2 separate regions of the Homo sapiens genome follow, and region 2 is linked to region 1. A link is an interaction called in ENCODE POLR2A ChIA-PET data of the cell type or tissue named here. Cell type or tissue: HCT116. All regions are shown on one strand. Links, peaks and the distances in the headings refer to the core of each region. The heading gives the core; the rest is flanking DNA.

The links. Peaks named below come from ENCODE experiments on the same cell type or tissue, not always from the same donor. Only the 100,000 strongest peaks of a DNase experiment are listed, where the experiment ranks them.
Region 2: POLR2A ChIA-PET joins it to region 1 with 5 read pairs; 2 of 35 experiments call an interaction of 5 or more read pairs at or near these places.

The regions. Positions count from the first base shown.
Region 1 is chr6:152,312,994-152,317,390 of GRCh38, reverse strand. SYNE1 (spectrin repeat containing nuclear envelope protein 1) reads left to right here. Exons shown (of 146, transcript NM_182961.4): 87 at 405-542. Among named protein-coding and RNA genes, the nearest start is that of SYNE1-AS1, 65 kb to the left of the region's middle. In HCT116, for the core only: no CTCF peak of the experiment used is centred there; no DNase peak of the experiment used is centred there.
Region 2 is chr6:152,399,910-152,404,306 of GRCh38, reverse strand. It overlaps SYNE1 (spectrin repeat containing nuclear envelope protein 1), which reads left to right. Exons shown (of 146, transcript NM_182961.4): 46 at 1-94; 47 at 2,966-3,169. SYNE1-AS2 (SYNE1 antisense RNA 2) reads right to left here and starts at 2,061. Exons shown (of 2, transcript XR_007059819.1): 1 at 1,640-2,061. In HCT116, for the core only: no CTCF peak of the experiment used is centred there; a DNase peak (open chromatin) is centred at 2,156.

The DNA.
Region 1 (4,397 bases), core at 245-4,244:
ATTTAACAGGGCATGGTTGGCACGTGCCTGTGGTCCCAGCTACGTGGGAGGCTGAGGTGGGAGGCTGAGCCCGTAAGATTGAGGCTGTAATTAACCATGATCCAGCTGCTGCATTCCAGCCGGGGTGACAGTAAGACCTTGGAAAAAAAAAAAAAAGAAAAAAGAAAAAAGAAAGAAAAAGAGGAATAATTCAATCATATTAAGAACTTGAGCTTTATCCTAAGGTCACTGAGAAAGCTTTGACAGATTTTAACAGGGAAACGATCTTTTGATACCATTGAATATCATAGGTATTATAATGATCAACCCCTAAGACTGTTGTGTCCAAAGAGAGAGAAGACTGATTTATAGCTCAAGAAACTGAGGAGTTTACATTTGTTACATTAATGTTACTGGTTTTTCAGGCAGCATCACATTTAGAAGAATACAATGAAATGCTTGAATTAATTTTGAAGTGGATTGAAAAAGCTAAAGTCTTGGCTCATGGAACTATTGCATGGAATTCTGCAAGCCAGCTTCGGGAACAATATATTTTGCATCAGGTAACCTTAGGAAAAATAATCTTTAAAAAGTAACCAAGGGCAATTTGATTTAACTGGGTAGACTGACACAACACTTAGAGGGCTGTGATGTAAAATTTTTGGAGCTACCAGATAAAAAGAATGCTAAGGTACCCCTAAGTTGTTCAGTAGTTGGACAGAAAGGAGCTTCTCATGAAATTTCATGAAATTGAATAAATAAATATCCTTGATCTTCCCTAAACCTACCTTACACCAAGACCCAAACCAATCAGCCTTGTAGAACTCATTTTCTGTAGCTTCTTTGAAATAATTATCTGCAGGGATCTGGTGGGAAATTCTTTCCTGTGAAGAGATGCAATGAAGTGTGGAAAGATTCTAGACTCCACACTCAGACTGGTGGGAAAACCAAGCTCCGCCATGCAGGGCTGTGTGATTTGGAGCAGAATGCTTTGCCTCTCTGAATTCTGTCTTCTCATCATTTGTATGAAGACGTAAATAATATTCGTATTTCAGACTTATGAGATCAAGTGGTTTAAGGTACACACGTGCAAACGTCTGCCTGGCACATGCAGGTGCTCAGTGGGAGATCTCCCGCCTCCTCCCTCAGCCCTCACCCAGGCCTGTCATCTGGCCTTCCACAGGAGGTCGGGCAGCCCAGAGCAAGCCATGAGTCCACATCACATGCTGGCTATGTTAGTTCATTTCCTCTGAAGTTACATGAGAAAAATGTTCCTTTTCTGTCAGTCACGTCATCCAGGAAATTATTTCATCCTTTTGTAACTTAAGCTTAAATTAGACACAGATAGTTAATAGGCTAGTTATCATATAATAAAATATAGGGTGACTTTTATAGGAGTTACATGGGTATCGAGTATTCTAGATTTTTGTCTCTTATATTATTTATGTATCCTTGTGGCCTTTAAATGAATCCCTGTTTCCATTCTTGTTTACAGGGTTCTAGATCAAAGCCTCATTTTTCCATTTTTGGAATGCTTTAACAGCTTCTAATTTTTCCCTATATTCACAGTCTTTCTTCTCTGATCAATCTTGCGTATTCTTCCCACAATGTCTTTCTTAAGCAACTCCAATCTTTTGCTTTAAGATATGCTTAGATATGAACAGACAGGACTTAAGTTACCACTGATTTGAAAACAATGAAAAAAAGCCAACATCCTTAGAAGTCTAGAAATGCAAATTTCAGCAAAAAAAGAGAGGAAGAAAGACAAACTTAACTGTCACATTCATACTGTTTCTTTCAAGTTCATATTTAAGGAAGTGAGAGCTCTCAAACATTGCTGGTATCCTGGTAAAATCTCTTTGAAAAATAATTGGCAAAATGTATGGTGATTGTCAAAAATGTTGCTACTCTGGGCCACGTGCGGTGGCTCACACCTGTAATCCCAGCACTTTGGGAGGCCGAGGTGGGTGGATCACAAGGTCAGGAGTTCAAGACCAGCTTGGCCAATATGGTGAAACCCCATCTCTACTAAAAATACAAAAGTTAGCTGGGCATGGTGGTGGGCACCTGTAGTCCCAGCTACTCAGGAATCTGAGGCAGGAGAATCGCTTGAACTCGGGAGGTGGAGGTTGCAGTGAGCCAAGATCATGCCACTGCACTCCAGCCTGGGTGACAGTGAGACTCCATCTCAAAAAAAAAAAAAAAAAAAAAAAAGTTACTACTCTGGCCTGTTGGCTCCTTTTGGACTCCTTTTTATGGCTACAATCCAAAATATAGAAAATATTTTCCACAGTATTAATAACTGTAGTGAAAGTTTAAAGAAAACTTAAATGTGAAATAATTTTTTTCCAAGTAAATATTTGCATATAATAAAATATAATGAAGTCCTTAAGGTTATCATGACTTTTTTTTTCTTTTTTGAGACAGCATTTCGCTCTATCGCCCAGGCTGTAGCTCAGTGGCGTGATCTCAGCTCACTGCAACCTCGTCATCATTGCAGTGAGCCGAGATCACGCCACTGAGCTACAGCCTGGGCAGGTTCAAGTGAATCTTGTCCCTCAGCCTCCTGAATAGCTGGAACTACAGGCACGTGCCATCACACCTGGCTAATTGTTGCATTTTTAGTAGAGATGGGGTTTCGCCATGCTGGCCAGACTGGTCTCAAACTCCTGGCCTCAAGCGATCTACTCGCCTTGGCATCCCCAAATTCTGGGAATACAAGCGTTTGTTTATTTATTCAACAAACATACAGTCCTTTCCCAAACTAGGACTTTGGTTAGGCATTTAGGGTACAAAGGATATTCCCTGTCCCCACCCCAGGGAGTTGATTATTTAGGGGAGGGGACAGATAGAAGGAAACAGTACAATATAGTGTGATTTGTGCAAAGACAGAGGGCCCAGGTGCTGAAGGAGCCCACAGGAGTGTGCTCAACCCAACCGCCCACCAGGGGTTTAAGAGGAAAGTGCAGAAAGGCTTCTCAGGAAAAGGTGATGATGGGCTGAGTCCTGAAAAACATGACAGCCTACTTGTGGAATGTGTTTAGATAAAAATGTATGCTGAAATCCTAGCAGTAAATGTGAGGAGTGTTTTCTGGTGCTGGTACAAGGGATAAGAGATAAGAATAGAGAGATAAGAAAAAGATCCTAAAAGTCTGTTGGGAATTTGGACTTTATCCTGAAGTCACTCTGAAGCCTCTGAAACTGATATTCTGCCTGCAAAGGACAAGTTCAGACTTGTATTTTCAGAAAGCAAATTTAGCAGCCTTTGGAAAACACATTGAGGACAGTAAGACAATATAAAAGATGGTTTCAGTATTTCAGTAGAAGATGACAAGGCCTCTCTTTGGAGATTAGGAGGAGAAGACAAAGTCAAGAGATACTAAGCAGCTGGAATTCTCCAATTTGGAGACTGAATTGGGTGAAAGAGAGGGAGGAGTCAACGATGAAAGACAGGGAGGAGTCAAGGATGATTCCCAGGTTTCTATGACTCGAGCAGTAGGGTGGGTTGACTGCATCATGGGGCACAGTGAAAAAGACACCAGGTCCTGAGATGATCTGGCTCAGAAGCTGAAGAGAGAACGCAGACTGTAGACTCTTTTGGTGAGTTCTCACGTGCCCCCTTTAGGAAGTAAAGCAGCCTGTGTTTATTTAAAAAGAGTGCACTGTGAGAAAAGCCATTGTGTTCTTTGAGAGGCCAAGAGGGGTGGATCACTTGAGGTCAAGAGTTCGAGACCAGCCTGGCCAACATAGTGAAACCCCATTCTCTACTAAAAATACAAAAGTTAGCTGGACGTGGTTGGGAGTGCCTGTAATTCCAGCTGCTCGGATGGCTGAGGCAGGAGAATCGCTTGAACCTGGGAGGCAGCCGTTGCAGTGAGCTTAGATCGCGCCATTGCACTCCAGCCTGGCCACAGAGCAAGACTCCATTTCAAAAAAAAAAAAAAAAAGAAAAGAAAATCCATTGTGTTTTTTCTAATGTCAGAGATGTGAGAACCAGAGTGACTTCGTAGGGGCCTGAATAGGGGCTGGGTAAATGAGGATGACACCTATTGGGTAGCATTCCCACGTCAGGCATTCTTAGTCACAGAATAATTATGGTTAGACAGGTTGATAATGCTAACTGAAGATACCCAGGCCTTAATAGATCTGGGAAATAACAGACTCAGGCAATGTCCTGATATCCTGGTATCTTAAGAACAAAAGCATTCTTGGATCTATATTTAAAAAATAATTTTAACATAGATTCTTATAGAAGACAGCAGTTACACAAAGATCAACAATCTTTTGTCACAGGCCCTTGCAGAGCATATCTCCGCCGTGATTTTTTGCTTTGTTGTCTTATATATAAGCAGACATTGTACCTAAGGTGGATGCATTTCTTTTCCTGCTTTTGGGGACACCCTGCTTTGTCAATGGAG
Region 2 (4,397 bases), core at 203-4,202, 87 kb before region 1:
TAAAAACAAAGCATTGAGATTGGAAGAACTGCATTCCAAAGTTAATGATCTGAAAGAATTAACTAAAAATCTAGAAACACCGCCAGACCTTCAGGTAAGCATTTTGTAATAACTACTAGACTTCCATCCATTTTGTAATTACTACCATATACTAGACTTTCTCTGTCTCTGTGTGTGTGTGTGTGTGTGTATATATATATATCTCATATATCTATATCTCGTATATATCTATATCTGATACATATATCTCATATACATCTATATATGTATCTCATATATATATATCATATATATGTATATCTCCTTTATATGTCCTCGATGTTATCATCATCACCATAATTCCAAGGAAACATGTGGATTGTATCAGACATGGGAGTCAAAATATTAATATATTTCCACATTCCTTCAGCCAGTATTAATAGCATATTTCCAACTCGAATATTATAATAAGGGTAGTTCTTTTTTTGCCTACTGAATTTCGGAAGCATTTCAGCCAAGTTGCCTCATGGACCATTTCATGTCTAGACAGGAACAGAACCCCCTCTTTTTTTGGTGTTTTTGATGTTGGTTGTTTGTTTGTTTATTGAGACAGGGTCTCACTCTGTCACCCAGGGTGGAGTGCAGTGGTGCAATCTCGGCTTACTGCAACCTCTGCCTCCCAAGCTCAAGCAATTCTCCCACCTCAGCCTCCCTGGTAGCTGAGACTACAGGCACGTGCCACCATGGCAGGCTAATTTTTTAAATTTTTTGTAGACAGGAGGTTTTGCCATGTTGCCAAGGCTGGTCTTGTACTCCTGAGCTCATGCAATCTGCCTGCCTCAGCCTCCCAAAGTGCTGGGATTACAGGTGTGAGCCACTGCGCCCAGCCTAGAAACCCTTCTTATGAATGTTGATGTTCTTATTGATATTTTCCTAATGCTGTTACTGAATAACTGGGTTTAGAGGGATCACCACTATAAACCTCCCTTCACGGCCCTTCAGATGGCACAAATCCACGGGAACCATGAAGCAGGCCAGGGTAGATCAGCACTGGTCAGAACACCTGGGCTACTTCAGTGCCCAAGCCCTGGAAGCATCCAGCATGGTGGGTCTCTTTTGGCTGGCAGCCCCACTGGCTCCAGGCTCAGGTTTCTGCTGCATCCCTTTAGCTTCCATATGTGTTGCTGCTTCTGTTGATTTTCTCTACATTTCCTTTCTTCTTCTTGTGCTTTCTCTTTGATTTGCTACTTTGGGCTAAGCAATCAATCTAGTTGATCAGTTATGCTTTTGCTCTGACCTGAGACTGCTTGTTCAGCAGTACCATTAGGGATGATATACATGCACAGGAATGCTAGAAGTTTCGTGTGAAGTAAGAAGACACAAAGGAGGTGCTATCCATATGCAAAAAAGATAAAGAGTCCTTATGCATGCCGCCTGTGTTGGGGATATCAATGGTTAACAGTTGGACTTTTACAGAGTTGAGCAGGATCTTCAGAGAGTTATTGGTGTACTCTAGTCTTCTCTTTCTTCCTTTCTCTCTCTCTCTCTCTCTGTTTCTCTCTCTCTCTGTCTTTCTCTCTCTCACACACACACACACGTGTGCACATACATGCACCCCTATGTATACTCAAGGAAGAGGTGAGGGGGTGGCTTACCTTACCTCAAGGCAGAAGGGTTCCGGCAGTGCCACCTGAAGAACAGGATATTTGTCCCCTGCATTTGGCAGGCATGGGAGTCTGATCTCTATCCCCCAAAGAATCCTAAAAGTGACAGACAGGCTGGCTAACTGCTGCTATATTTGCCAAAGGATAAATGATGGCTTGTGGGGTCCTGCACCTCAAAGTTAGTTGGAGGTAAATGCCAGAGGTCACTCTGGCCCAAATATGAACCAGGAGAGGAAAAGAAAGGAAGAGACCACCATATGAGGATATTATAGGTGGCCTAAGAAGGCTATCTGGAGGATAAACAGACCTTAGCAATGAGAAGTTAAAGAAAGGCCTCCAGGCTGAGGAATGAGAAAGTAAAGAGCCAAAGAACAGCGCACTGTCGTGTCTAGGGAACTTCACTGGGAAGTCCAAGCATGAAAAAAGTCAGAAAAACACAAGACCAAGGCCTATGGGAGGAGGAATGAATGCTAAACCTTGCCTGGCCTAGAGGGCACAGATGCCCATCCAGTGAGTCAGAATGCCTCACCCGCCTCCTGCCAGTCTGAGCCTATGGGAGAAAGAAGCCTTACACAGGGTGGCAGAATAGAAATAAAATGAAGGAAGAGAAAGAAAGATATTTACTCCCTTCCACACTGTTGGTCTCCTGCTCCCAGCAGATCTGAGGTGGGGGTAAGAATAGAAGCCTTCAATTTAAGTTAAGTTCAAAGTTTTCATTACCAAATAGGCCAGGATGTTTGAATTGTGGAATTGAGATTGTTTTTCAATGTATAGTGACTATATGTCCTTTGACTAACTAGGGGGCCATAGAAGTCGACCCTCCTCAGCTATATCATCCAGGGAAAAGAGAATAACTAGCCCCACTCAATATTTTAAAGCAACAGTGGGGACAAAAATAAAATTGTTTTATGATAAAATCCTACAGTGATGTTTGCCCCAGATAGTGTTACATCTGAGCAGACAATGGGTATTTCCAGGGAGAATCAAGAGCAGATTTTTGGTCACCACCTGGGAATTCTGGGTAGGTCTAGCTCTACTTTCAGAATGCCCTCTCACATCTTCCCTGGAACCTCAGTTAGAGCTTCCACTCTCCCACCCAGTGTTAACACAATCCTTCCTCTTTCTATTTGCCCATCACTTCATGTGTTTGGCAACTGTGTCCACTGATTTTCCTTCTTGGAAAGGCATATTAACATTGGAGCTGGCTTCCATGATGAGACTTGTGTGGCTTTGACAATTAAGCTGCACGTGAACAGAATTTCTACTGAATGAGTATTCTTCTGGTCTTCAGAGATATTGATGAAATCTTGCTTGATATTTAGTTTATAGAAGCAGACTTAATGCAGAAACTGGAGCATGCCAAAGAAATAACTGAAGTAGCAAAAGGAACCCTGAAGGATTTCACGGCTCAAAGTACACAAGTGGAGAAGTTTATTAATGACATAACAACATGGTTCACAAAAGTGGAAGAATCGTTGATGAACTGTGCCCAAAATGAGACTTGTGAAGCATTGAAAAAAGTCAAGGTAGGTAATAAACTATCATTAAGTGCTTCCATTCAAATGGTGATTGTAGTTCTGTTTTGTGGTGACTATAATAAAAAATATAACCTCTGCTCTCAGTTACCCATATGAACACCAGACCAACTTATTTATGACATTGAACACAGCAAAGTAAGCAACACGTGAAGAACTGGGTGCAGGTGTTCAGAAATCAAAAATGAATACCTTGAAAATAGAAAGCATGTGTTGCTGTAGTGCCTGCTCAGAGTCTATGCTTGTTCAAAGTTTTTTTTTCTTTTTTATAAAAGGGTGGAGCCTCTGGAAGAACTATGTGACTTCCACAAATTTTCAAACTTGAGTATCCAATAGTTTTTCATCACTTAATTATATTTATTGGTCACTGTGACTTCTTTCATCCAGATAATGTATATTTTTTGAAAAAGAAGAAGTTGAGAAAACATTCTATTTCCATGTTTTCTATTTTTTTATTTTTATTTTTTGAGATGGAATCTCACTCTGTCACCCAGGCTGGAGTGCAGTGGCACAATCTGGGCTCACTGCAACCTCCCCTCCCAGGTTGAAGTGATTCTTCTACCACAGTCTCCCCAATAGTTGGAACTACAGGCACCCACCACCATGCCCAGCTAAGTTTTGTATTTTTAGTAGAGATGGGTTTCATCATGTTGGCCAGGCTGGTCTCGAACTCCTGACCTCAAATGATCCACTGGCCTCAGCCTCCCAAAGTGTTGGGATTACAGGTGTGAGCCACCACACCTGGCCCATTTTCATGTTTCCTATCCATATTAATAGATAACATTCCTAATTAGCTATCTGTAAAGGACAAGCACTGAGTTGACTTTTCAACAAATGCAATTTGTTCTCTTTTAGCATATTTCCTTACTGTACTAGAAACTGAGGTCTTTTTTCCTTTTTTTTTTTTAAATTAACTACTGGTGCTTTTGGTGAGCACGTGACTCTGAAACAAAGTTCAAGTGTCTCATTGAAGAATGTGAACTGCGATGGTCTCTAATCAATTGACTAAACCCAAGATCATGGACTGGAATCTATAAGGACCTATTCAGTTTGCTTGAAATGCTAAATTATACCTCACCTCCTAACTACTTCCCAACAGCTGTTTGTTCCCAAGGAGAACTGGGCAAAATTCTGAAAGAATCAGTACAGATCTAGTACAAGTACTCAAAAACGCACCAAAATGTATACACCATGGAGTGGATTCAACAATGTCAATTTC